Linked DNA regions of Homo sapiens: region 2 is linked to region 1. Evidence: read pairs that join two places in POLR2A ChIA-PET (ENCODE). Cell type or tissue: A673. All regions are shown on one strand. Each heading gives the region's core, and the rest is flanking DNA. Links, peaks and the distances in the headings are about the cores only.

Region 1 (5,377 bases), core at 312-5,311:
AATAATCCCTGCAGTATATAGTAGACATAATAAACTTTATATTATCTACACTAACAGAAGTTAGATTGGAAGGAACAATCAATAATTCAAACATACCCCTCCTAGAAACTCTCTCCTTCCTTTGCTGTTAAGATAGGGAACTCTCCTGCTGAATCAATATAGGCCTCCCACAGCCTTCTGTCCTTGACCCTCCTCTCTCTTGGTAAATTTAAGACTTGAAAAACTCCACATCTCCATGTCTACTCAATGCTCAAACTGTACTTCCTTTTAACCAAACTGAAGTCAACATCTACCCTCATAATCCTGGATTGATTTATGAGCACCAGGTATGACTCAAGCATGAATGAAATACATATGAAGGCTTTAACTTTATTTATATTCATTTTCCATTGTCAGTACTCCCTCACAATGCTCCAGTTTCAAGAAAATACATAATGGGAATTAAATTTGAGCAGCTCGAAGTCCTGTGATTCATTATCCTGCTTCATTTACAATTACTAGTTGGGCCCAGCATATCATCCTCCCTCCTGGCTGGGTGTCAACAGAGAGTGCAGGCAAAGGGTTTTACTGATCTACTAGATAACCAGATTGAAAAAAAAGTATCTTTCTACAAGTCATACATAGACTGGGAGTCAGAGGCACTACATTGGCCTCTATGGTACACACTGAACCCATGGTAATAAGAACACTTAAGAATAATATCTTGGGATACACAGAAGCATTATTACAGCTGATAAATTAAAGCAGCAAATTTCGTGTTTTCCTATTCCCCTATCCTCCTCATCAGTTTGACATAACAAGCACAGTGTAAAGCCAGGCTTTCAGAAGTACTTATAGGTGGACTTAGTTTAAGGGGAGTCACATAGTTGAGCAAAACCGGAGTCATAGCATAAAATATCAAACCTAAACTAACCCCGTGACCACTTAATATTTTCCTAAACTGACATTTGGTATTCATCGCTTAAAACCCCAAAATCGGCCGGGCGCAGTGGCTCACACCTGTAATCCCAGCACTTTGGGAGGCCGAGGTGGGTGGATCACCTGAGGTTGGGAGCTCGAGACAAGCCTGACTAACATGGAGAAACCCCGTCTCTTCTAAAAATACAAAATTAGCCAGGCGTGGTGGTGGCGCATGCCTGTAATCCCAGCTACTCGGGAGGCTGAGGCAGGAGAATTGCTTGAACCCGGGAGGCGGAGATTGCGGTGAGCCGAGATGGCGCCATTGCACTCCAGCCTGGGCAACAAGAGCAAAACTCCAACTCAAAAACAAAACAAAACAAAACCAAAATCACTGATTAGAGTATATAAAACCACCCAAAACCAGGGGGTTGTTTTGTTTAGCAAAGGACATGGCATTAAATAAAGATTTAAAGAAGTCATGGGCCAGGATATCTAGATTATGAAAGAATTTTATTCCTGTGTTCCAACATTTCTGAAATTTAATGCTTCTTACAATTGACATGTATATTTAACGTGACAATGTTTCTATCTAACTTCTTTTTTTTTTTGAAATGGAGTCTTACTCTGTTGCCCAGGCTGGAGTGCAGTGACGTGATCTCGGCTCACTGCAAGCTCCACCTCCCGGGTTCACGCCATTCTCCCGCCTCAGCCTCCCGAGTAGCTGGGACTACAGCCGCCCGCCACCATGCCCAGCTAATTTCTTTTTTGTTTTTGTATTTTTAGTAGAGACAGGGTTTCACCATGTTAGCCAGGATGGTCTCGATCTCCTGACCTCGTGATCCGCCCGCCTCGGCCTCCCAAAGTGCTGGGATTAAAGGCCTGAGCCACCACGCCTGGCCTGTTTCTTACTTGTTAAAAAAACCTTTATAAATCAATGGTTGTTCATAAAATTGAGGGCCTACTAGGAGTGCTTGTCTAAGCTGGATTCTCCCTAGAAAGCAGGGTCCAGGATAAGAGCTTGCAAGTAATTAATCTTGGGGTGAACTCTGGGCACAGGGATTGGGGGGTCTAGGGAGGGTAAAATAGGAAATTAGGTAAAAACAGTACAAAGGTCCATTAACAAGTTGATTGCATTGGTACTACTGTGAGCAACTGGATGGAGTGGTGGGTAGGGCTAATCCCACTGGCAACCTGTAAGGCAGCACTGTCTAGTAGAACTTTCTGCGATGATGGAAATGTTCTATATCTGCTCTGTCCAACACAGTAGCCGTTAGCCATAGTGACTACTAAGTACTTGAAATATGGCTAGTGTAACTGAGGAATTTTTTACTTAATTTACTTCTAATTAATTTAAACGTGAAGCTAGTTGTTATTATACAGAACAATACAGCTCTAAGGAGTCCTACAGAATTTGAGTTATGAGGTGGGGCACAGAGACGTGCAATATAGTGTTCCTTCTGGAACACTGCAATATAGTGTTCCTTTGTCTGTTTTGTTCACTCATGTGCCCCAAATTCATGGAAGAATTCCTAGTACATAGTGAGCTTTCCAAAAATATTCACTGAATGAATCAATAGCACTTGGGTCCACAAACATGCACATGGCTCCCTTGAAAAGAAAGACTGTATTAGAACAAATTCCATTCAGGTCAAATAGTAAGCAACTATTATGTACAAGAAACAAGTAGTAAAGGGGACTTTGAGAGGACTGAGAGGGCTGAAATGTGGTTATGAAAGAGTCATGCCGGGGACAGTGGCTCACGCCTGTAATCCCAGCACTTTGGGAGGCTGAGGCAGGCAGATCATGAGGTCGGGAGTTCAAGACCACCCTGGCCAACATAGTGAAACCCTGTCTCTACTAAAAATACAAAAATTAGCCGGGCATGGTGGCACACACCTGTAGTCCCAGCTACTCAGGAGGCTGAGGTGGTAGAATCACTTGAATCTGGGAGGTGGAGGTTGCAGTGAGCCGAGATCACGCCACTGCCCTCCAGCCTGAGTGACAGAGCAAGACTCCATCTCAAAAAAAAAAAAAAAAAAAAGAACTTTGGGAGGCCTGAGGCGGGCAGATCACAAGGTCAGGAGATTGAGACCATCCTGGCTAACACGATGAAACCCCGTCTCTACTAAAAATACAAAAAATTAACCGGGCATGGTGGCACATGCCAGTAGTCCCAGCTACTTAGGAGGCTGAGGCAGGAGAATCACTTGAACACCACTGAACTTGAACTCCAGCCTGGGCAACAGAGTGAGACTTCGTCTCAAAAAAAAAAAAAAAAAGAAAGGGCTAAGATGAGGTCCCTGGAGATTCTGATCCAAAGGATATTTACTGGAAGTCAGTTAAATGTTCTACAGTGATCTTGTTTCACAATGTACTTCTGTTATCAATTACTAAGCAACAGCACAGGAAGTAATTCAGTATAATCCTTTGTTTTGATTCTTTGGTTACTGTTACCACAAACAACATGTAACTAAAATTTCAGAAGAGAAGGCCATATTTCCCCACTGTTGCCAATTTTCTAACAGAAACAAAATCTTCATTTTAAGAAGTATTTAAGGCCGGTCGCAGTGGCTCGCGCCTATAATCCCAGCACTTTGGGAGGACGAGGTGGGTGGATCACCTGAGGTCGGGAGTTCGAGACCAGCCTGACTAACATGGAGAAACCCCGTCTCTACTAAAAATACAAAATTAGCTGGGCATGGTGGCGCATGCCTGTAATCCCAGCTACTCGGGAGGCTGAGGCAGGAGAATCACTTGAACCTGGGAGGTGAAGGTTGAGGTAAGACGAGATCGTGCCATTGCACTCCAGCCTGGGCAACAAAAGCAAAACTCCGCTTCAAAAAAAAGAAGTATTTAAGCACCAGATCCTCTACTGAGATCATTAAAGGAGCCCCACTCTAATCTAGACCCTAGAACCTACAGCCATACACAGAGATGGATCTATGTAACTATGTATGTATGTATGTATATATGTATCTATCTACCTACCTACCTATCTGAGACAGGGTCTTATTCTGCTGCCCAAGCTGGAGTGCAGGAGCTTATCATAGATCACTGCAACCTTGAACTCCTGGGCTCAAGGGATCTTCCTGCTTCAGCCTCCTGAGTGTAGGTGGGACTACAGGTGCATGCACAGTACCCGGCTAATTTTTTAATTTTCTGTATCACTATCTATAAAATTTACTAAGCGTTAATCATATGCTTCAACACTTTATGTACATCATCTCATTATTGTTATCCATTTTACAGGTACAGAAACTGAAGGGTTAAATGACTTCTCCCAAATTATACAACTAAAAAGTGCCTGTTTTGCATAGTGTCTTTAAATCTAATACCAGGGCATATTCCAATCTTTAGGAAAACCTAGAAATATGCTCAAGATAGGGGTGTAGCCTTGATTTTCTTACTAACATTTTTTTCCCTATTGGTTCTTATGTATTTCCCAGTGTGTATAATTCAATTATTCTGAACTTGAGAGTAAAAAGTTGGTCACTACAAACTTGATGAAGATTTGTCTGCAACATTATTTAAAATAGGAATAAGGCCACACACGGTGGCTTATGCCTGTAATCTCAGCACTTTGGGAGGCCAAGGTGGGCAGACCTTGGCCCACCTTAGGTCAGAACTCCAGACCACCTTAGGTCAGGAGTTCGAGACCAGCCTGGCCAACATGGTGAAACCCTGTCTCTACTAAAAATACAAAACTTAGCTGGGCATGGTGGTGCATGCCTGTAATCCCAGCTACTCAGGAAGCTGAGGCAGGAGAATGGCTTGAACCCAGGGGGTTCAGTGAGCCGGGATCGCACCATTGCACTCCAGTCTGGGTGACAGAGTGAGACTCTGTCTCAATAAATAAATAAATAAATAAAATTAAAAATAAACTAAAATAGGAATAAACAGTAATAGCAAACATAGGATTTGTACAGCGAAAACAAACAGCAGGTGGCCAGTCGCGGTGGCTCACACCTGTAATCTCAGCACTTTGGGAGGCCGAGGCAAGCGGATCACTTGAGGCCAAGAGTTCAAGACCAGTCTGGCCAACATGGTGAAACCCCATCTCTACTAAAAGTACAAAAATCAGTGGGGCAGCCGGGCGCGGTAATTCCAGCACTCTGGGAGGCTGAGGCGGGCAGATCACGAGGTCAGGAGATTGACACCATCCTGGCTAACATGGTGAAACCCTGTGTCTACCAAAAAATACAAAAAAGTAGCCAGGCGTGGTGGCAGGCGCCTGTAGTCCCAGCTACTCGGGAGGCTGAGGCAGGAGAATGGCATGAACCCGGGAGGCGGAGCTTGCAGTGAGCCAAGATCACGCCACTGCACTCCAGCCTGGGAGACAGAGCGAGACTCTGTCTCAAAAAAAAAAAAAACCGAAAAAAAATTAGTGGGGCATGGTGGTGGGCACCTGTAATCCTAGCTACTCAGGAGGCTGAGGCAGGAGAATAACTTGAAGCCGGGAGGCAGAGGTTGCAGTGAG
Region 2 (5,377 bases), core at 164-5,163, 210 kb before region 1:
CTAGGGCTCTGCAGAACACCGTTTAAAGCGTGATAATACAGAGTGCAATCCTTTGTTCACTCAGAAAAAAGACACCCAGAGACGCATGGATTCTTCCAGTAATGGAAAGAGCATGTAAGCACATCAGATGTGGATTCTAAACCTAAATGGGCCCCTACATAGCTCAGTGGTGCTGAGCAAAGCATTTTCCCTTTCTGGGCCTCAGTTACCCCATCTGTCAAGGGAAAAGATTGGGCAGGATGACCTTTTTGAGTCCCTGACAGGGCTGGAATTCTGTGATCCTGAAGCTCCCTGTAGAAGTAGTACTTCACATTCCTCCCCACCAGCATGAGCCTTACTACAATCCTAAGCATTTCCCCAGGTATTAGCCTAGTGAGGGTCAACCGCTTGCTGGAGATCACTCAGCAAATAAGCAGGAGGGTACACTTGGCCTGACCCTGGGGACATGAGGGTCTCAGCTTGTATCTCATTCTGCACTGTGTCCATTTAGTCAGATGAAGCTCACTGAGATTTCAAGCACTTAAAAACATTGCTTTGGCGAGGCAAGGTGGCTCATGCCTCTAATCTAGCATTTCGGGAGGCCAAGGAGGGTGGATTGCTTGAGCCCAGGAGTTTGAGACCAGCCCGGGCAACATGGCAAGACCCTGTGTCTATAAAAAATACAAAAATTAGCCGGGTGTGATGACGTGTGCCTGTAGTCCCAGCTAGTCAGGAGGCTGAGGTGGGAAGACTGCTTGAGCCCAGAAGGTGAAGGCTACAGCAAGCTGAGATTAAACCACTGCACTCCAGCCTGGGTGACGGAACACGATCCTGTCTCAAAAAAAAAAAAAAAAAAAAAAAAAATATATATATATATATATATATATATATATATGCACATATAAATTTCTTTGTTAGTTTAATAAAGACAATAAGAACAATAAGAAAGTTATTGGCTTTTGAAACTGCAAGCTGTCTTGTTTTACAGCTTTTTCCCATGACCAAGTTTGGCCTTTGTCAGGCCTTGCCAGGATGTGCTGACACCAGGCCGCTAGCTAGTATTCTAGGGGCGGAGTCAATCACCTTTGATTTTGGCAAGATTGCAGACAGACAACCAAAACAGAATGAAGGTATGGCCGGGCGCGGTGGCTCACGCCTGTAATCCCAGCACTTTGGGAGGCCAAGGCGGGCGGATCACGAGGGCAAGAGATTGAGACCATCCTGGCCAACATGGTGAAACCCCGTCTCTACTAAATATACAAAAAATTAGCCGGGAGAGGTTGCAGGTGCCTGTAGTCCAGCTACTCGGCAGGCTGAGGCAGAGCTTGCAGTGAGCCGAGATCACGCCACTACACTCTAGCCTGGGTGACAGAGCGAGACTCCATCTCAAAAAAAAAATAAAAAAAAATAAAAAACACACAGAATGACGGCAACAAACAAAGGGGGCATACTGGAGAGAATAATCTGGAAAGGGTCAGCTGGAGCTGGTGCTGAAGCAGTTATGGTTAGAAAGCCACAGGAAGTGGCCACGGGACTGGCTGGGAAGGCAGTCAGCAGAGCTCCTAAGCAAACAGATTCACATCCTCTCTCTTTATACCTTTGAACAGTGGCTATATGAGTAATCATTACAGCACTTTCCAATCTACAGAGCACCTTCACATTTAACATCTCACTGGATTATTATGATGGCACCGTGAGCTAAAACACTGAGGCACTGGCATCATGGCTACCAACAGACATGAAGAAACTGAGGCTGAAAGAGGTGACATGCCTGGGCACGGTGGCTCACGCCTGTAATCCCAGCACTTTGGGAGGCCAAGGCAGGCGGATCACCTTTGCAGTGAGCTGAGATCGTGCCATTGCACTCCAGCCTGAGTGACAGAGCGAGACTCCGTCTCAAAAAAAAAAAAAGAGGTGACATGGACTGACCAAAATACCACAACTAATAAATGGCACAGCTGGAACTGAAACCCAGGTCTTCCGATCCCAAATGCTCATTTTATGCCCTAAATCACACTTTCTCCCAGGTCATCACAGATGAAAAGACTGAGAGTGAAAAGAAGAGAAATTCAGAATTGAGAAGACTGCCTCACCACACCCACTCCGCACTGAACATGTCTTTATCTCTGCTTAAGCAGTTAGGATTAGGCCACAGGCTCTAGGATTAAGCCCTGATATGTAGTGAATAACAAGAAAGCACAGATGGGGGACTGGAATTAGTCTTTACCTATTAATTCAATTAAATAGGGGAGATAAGGTCTATAAACAAATTGTTACAGTTCGAGGCAGTATACATAGAAGCTTATGAACTGGACAAACTCAAAGGCAGTTTCTCAACCTTGGCACAACTGACATTTTAGGCCAGATGATTTTTTGTTGTGGGAGGTCTGTTCTATGCATTGCAGAATGTGTAGCAGCATCCCTGGCCTCCAATACTAGATGACAGTGGCACACTCCCCCAACAGCTGTGACAGCCAAACATGTCTCCAGATAATGCCAAATGTCCTCTTTGGGGCAAAATCACTCCCAATTGAGAAGCACTGCTCTAAGGGTTACAGAGGTTTAGGGCATAATCGAGTCACTGCAGCTTGTGGGTGCTGGGAAGAAGTTTCATGGAGGAGGTAATATCTGAACTGCACCTTGAGAAATAGATAAAATTCCTGTAAATGAGAATAAGAATAAAAGAGGAAATTCCAGAAAGGGAGGATAACTTAAAGGCAAGGAGATGAGAAAGCACAAGGTCTGCTGGAAATAGGAAATAAGGGTAAAAATGACAGCTGGAGGCTGGTCATGGATAGCTATCCATCAACTAATATTTACAAGATATACATACATAATGACATAGCCAACAATACACCATATCACACGTTTAACAGTATACAAGTCACCCCAGTGGCACATGTTGAGCATCTCTAATCTGAAAATCCAAAATCCGAAGTGCTTCAAAATCCAAAACTTTTTGAGCACTGACATGACGCTCAGACTAAATGCTCATTGGAGCACTCGGATTTTAGATTTTCAGATTAGGGATGCTCAACTGGTAAGTATAATTCAAATATTCCAAAATTGGAAAAAATCCAAAACCTGAAACACTTCTGGTCCCAAGCATTTTGGATAAGGGATACTCAACCTGTATTTCCATGTGTCCCACTCTCTGAAGGATTGAATGCTGCTTGAGTTATCATGTTTACATTGCAGCTAGTGTTTGGAACATACACTCAGAGCTAATGAAGCTCAAAACCAATGCAGAGGCAGGAGAAATAACTAAGGATTAGGATGGTCAGGAGTTTCCCAAGGGAAGGGAGAATGATGGGCCCTAAAGGGATATGTTTTGAACAGGGGAAGGGAGGAGGGACATACAGGTGAGGACATCAGGGTTGGGAAAGAAAGAATTAAAGACAATACACTCAGGCAGGGCACCTGTAATCCCAGCACTTTGGGAGGCTGAGGTGGGAGGATCACTTGAGGTCAGAAGTTCAAGATCAGCCTGGCCAACAAAGTGAAACCCCATTTCCACTAATAATACAAAAATTAGCTGAGCATGATGGCGCATGCCTTAATCCCAGCTCAGGAGGCTGAGGCTTGAACCCAGGGGGTGGAGGTTGCAGTGAGCCGAGATTGCACCATTGCACTCCAGCCTGGGCAGAGCGAGGCCCTGTCTCAAAAAAAAAAAAAAAAAAAAAAAGACAATACATTCAGGAGACACCAAGAACAATATAGCTGGGAAAGAAGACAAGCTGCAGAAGTAGCCTAGGTCAGAATGCAGAGCACCTGAGCTGGACTTTACTACACAGACAACCCCTGAAGGTTTCTGAGGAGCAGAATGACACAGAAGCTTAACTTTTTTCAGTTGTTTAAAACTTGGTCATGTTGTCCACGTAGTTATCTTAGCTACACTTAAACCTGGGAAGCAGTGAAGATTATCAATGACTCAGCCCCAACCTTAAAGATCCAATTTAATTGGGCTAACGTAGGGCCTGAGTATTGTTTTTAAAGCTTCACAGGTAATTCTTACATGCAGCTAGGGCTAAGAACCACTGGTTTACAGTAATGCCCTCATTCTCCAATGAGAAAAGAGGCCCAGAAAATTTAAGTGATTTCTGAATTCACACAGCCAGCTAGGTGTGGAGCTGGAACTAGCATGCGGATTCCTAGCTCAGCTCTGAAAGAGATCCCAGAGTACTGGGCTAAATTCCATACTTCAGTCTAGAAGATGCACAATTATCTGATGACTTGGCTCTTAAGTTTCCTCAGGGTTAAAGGCTGAATTAATCTAATCCTAAAACTATTGACTTAAACATCCCCTCAAGTGTCTACGGTAATGGATGTTGGTTCTACTGCTGTCTCCTGGGGGCCCTTAGGAAAGCAAAGGATCTCAGGAGACTCCCCCAGGAAGCCAGATAAACAAGCCAAACCACCCAGCTCCATGGAAGACTTTTAAAAATGCAGCTGAGATTTTTCACTGCATAAAGGAAAGTCTGGGTACCTCTTCGCCAGAAGAAATTCTCTCAGAGATGCTATCCCCCCTATCTCCATAAGCTAAGGGGTGGGGAAGGATCAAAGGCAGCTACTTAAGTAGCTGATATGCTCACAGATCCTCACTGTAACAGGAAGTACCCCTGCTCATCCTCAGGCCTAGATAAGGGCCATTCACACCCCTCATATTTTCCTGAAAGGAAAAGGGCAGCAACCCCTGCAATAGGCCCACCTTCCTGTTGTGTCACTCCTGGGTTCTGGCAGCAGGTGGTAAATGAGAGGTTTGTAGAGACTGCCAAGCTGGAAATCTGAGTCTGTCTTATATATTAATTCTATCCCTTCCAGGGTCCTGGTATAAATAACTGCTAGAACAAAGCAAGACCCATCTAGGAGCCTTCTTGTTAATCCCAGACACCCATCGGCCAGCGGAAGTTTTAACACAGGAGTCATACTAAAGTAACTCTAAAAGCAGAAGCACAACCCCCTGCCTTCCACTCCTGAAGAAGGCAACTCAGGACACGAGGAAAGCTACCACCAGCAAAGCCCTGGGGTGTGCTCTTAGATGGCTCCAGGTTCCTGCCAGCTGTAAGGCGGAATCCCTAAAAACAATTTGTACTTTAAGGCAGCCTGAGTGAGGTAAAGGACAAACAAGAGCCCTAAAATGCAGTATATAATACTCATACGAGCCAAATTTATTGAGCGCTTAACACTATGCCAGGTACCGTGATAAGCACTTTATGGATTCATTATTTCATTGTGCTTCCCAACATATTTAATCCACCCCATTTTACAGATGAAGAAACTGAAGCTCGGACGGGGTATTGTAATTTGCCAAAGGTCACACAGCTAGCAAGCAGCAGAGCAAGGATTTGAACCTGAGCAATCTGCATCCTGACCTCTATAACCAATTTTCCCCACTTGA

What was found. ChIA-PET counts read pairs that join two places held together with the same protein. Peaks named below come from ENCODE experiments on the same cell type or tissue, not always from the same donor. Only the 100,000 strongest peaks of a DNase experiment are listed, where the experiment ranks them.
Region 2: POLR2A ChIA-PET joins it to region 1 with 23 read pairs; 3 of 35 experiments call an interaction of 5 or more read pairs at or near these places.

The regions. Positions count from the first base shown.
Region 1 is chr20:36,941,157-36,946,533 of GRCh38, forward strand. All of the region lies in intron 2 of SAMHD1 (SAM and HD domain containing deoxynucleoside triphosphate triphosphohydrolase 1), which reads right to left. Among named protein-coding and RNA genes, the nearest start is that of SAMHD1, 7.9 kb to the right of the region's middle. In A673, for the core only: no CTCF peak of the experiment used is centred there; a DNase peak (open chromatin) is centred at 3,345; H3K27ac peaks cover 492 bases.
Region 2 is chr20:36,732,330-36,737,706 of GRCh38, forward strand. The region is part of intron 1 of NDRG3 (NDRG family member 3); the gene reads right to left. Among named protein-coding and RNA genes, the nearest start is that of NDRG3, 11 kb to the right of the region's middle. In A673, for the core only: no CTCF peak of the experiment used is centred there; no DNase peak of the experiment used is centred there.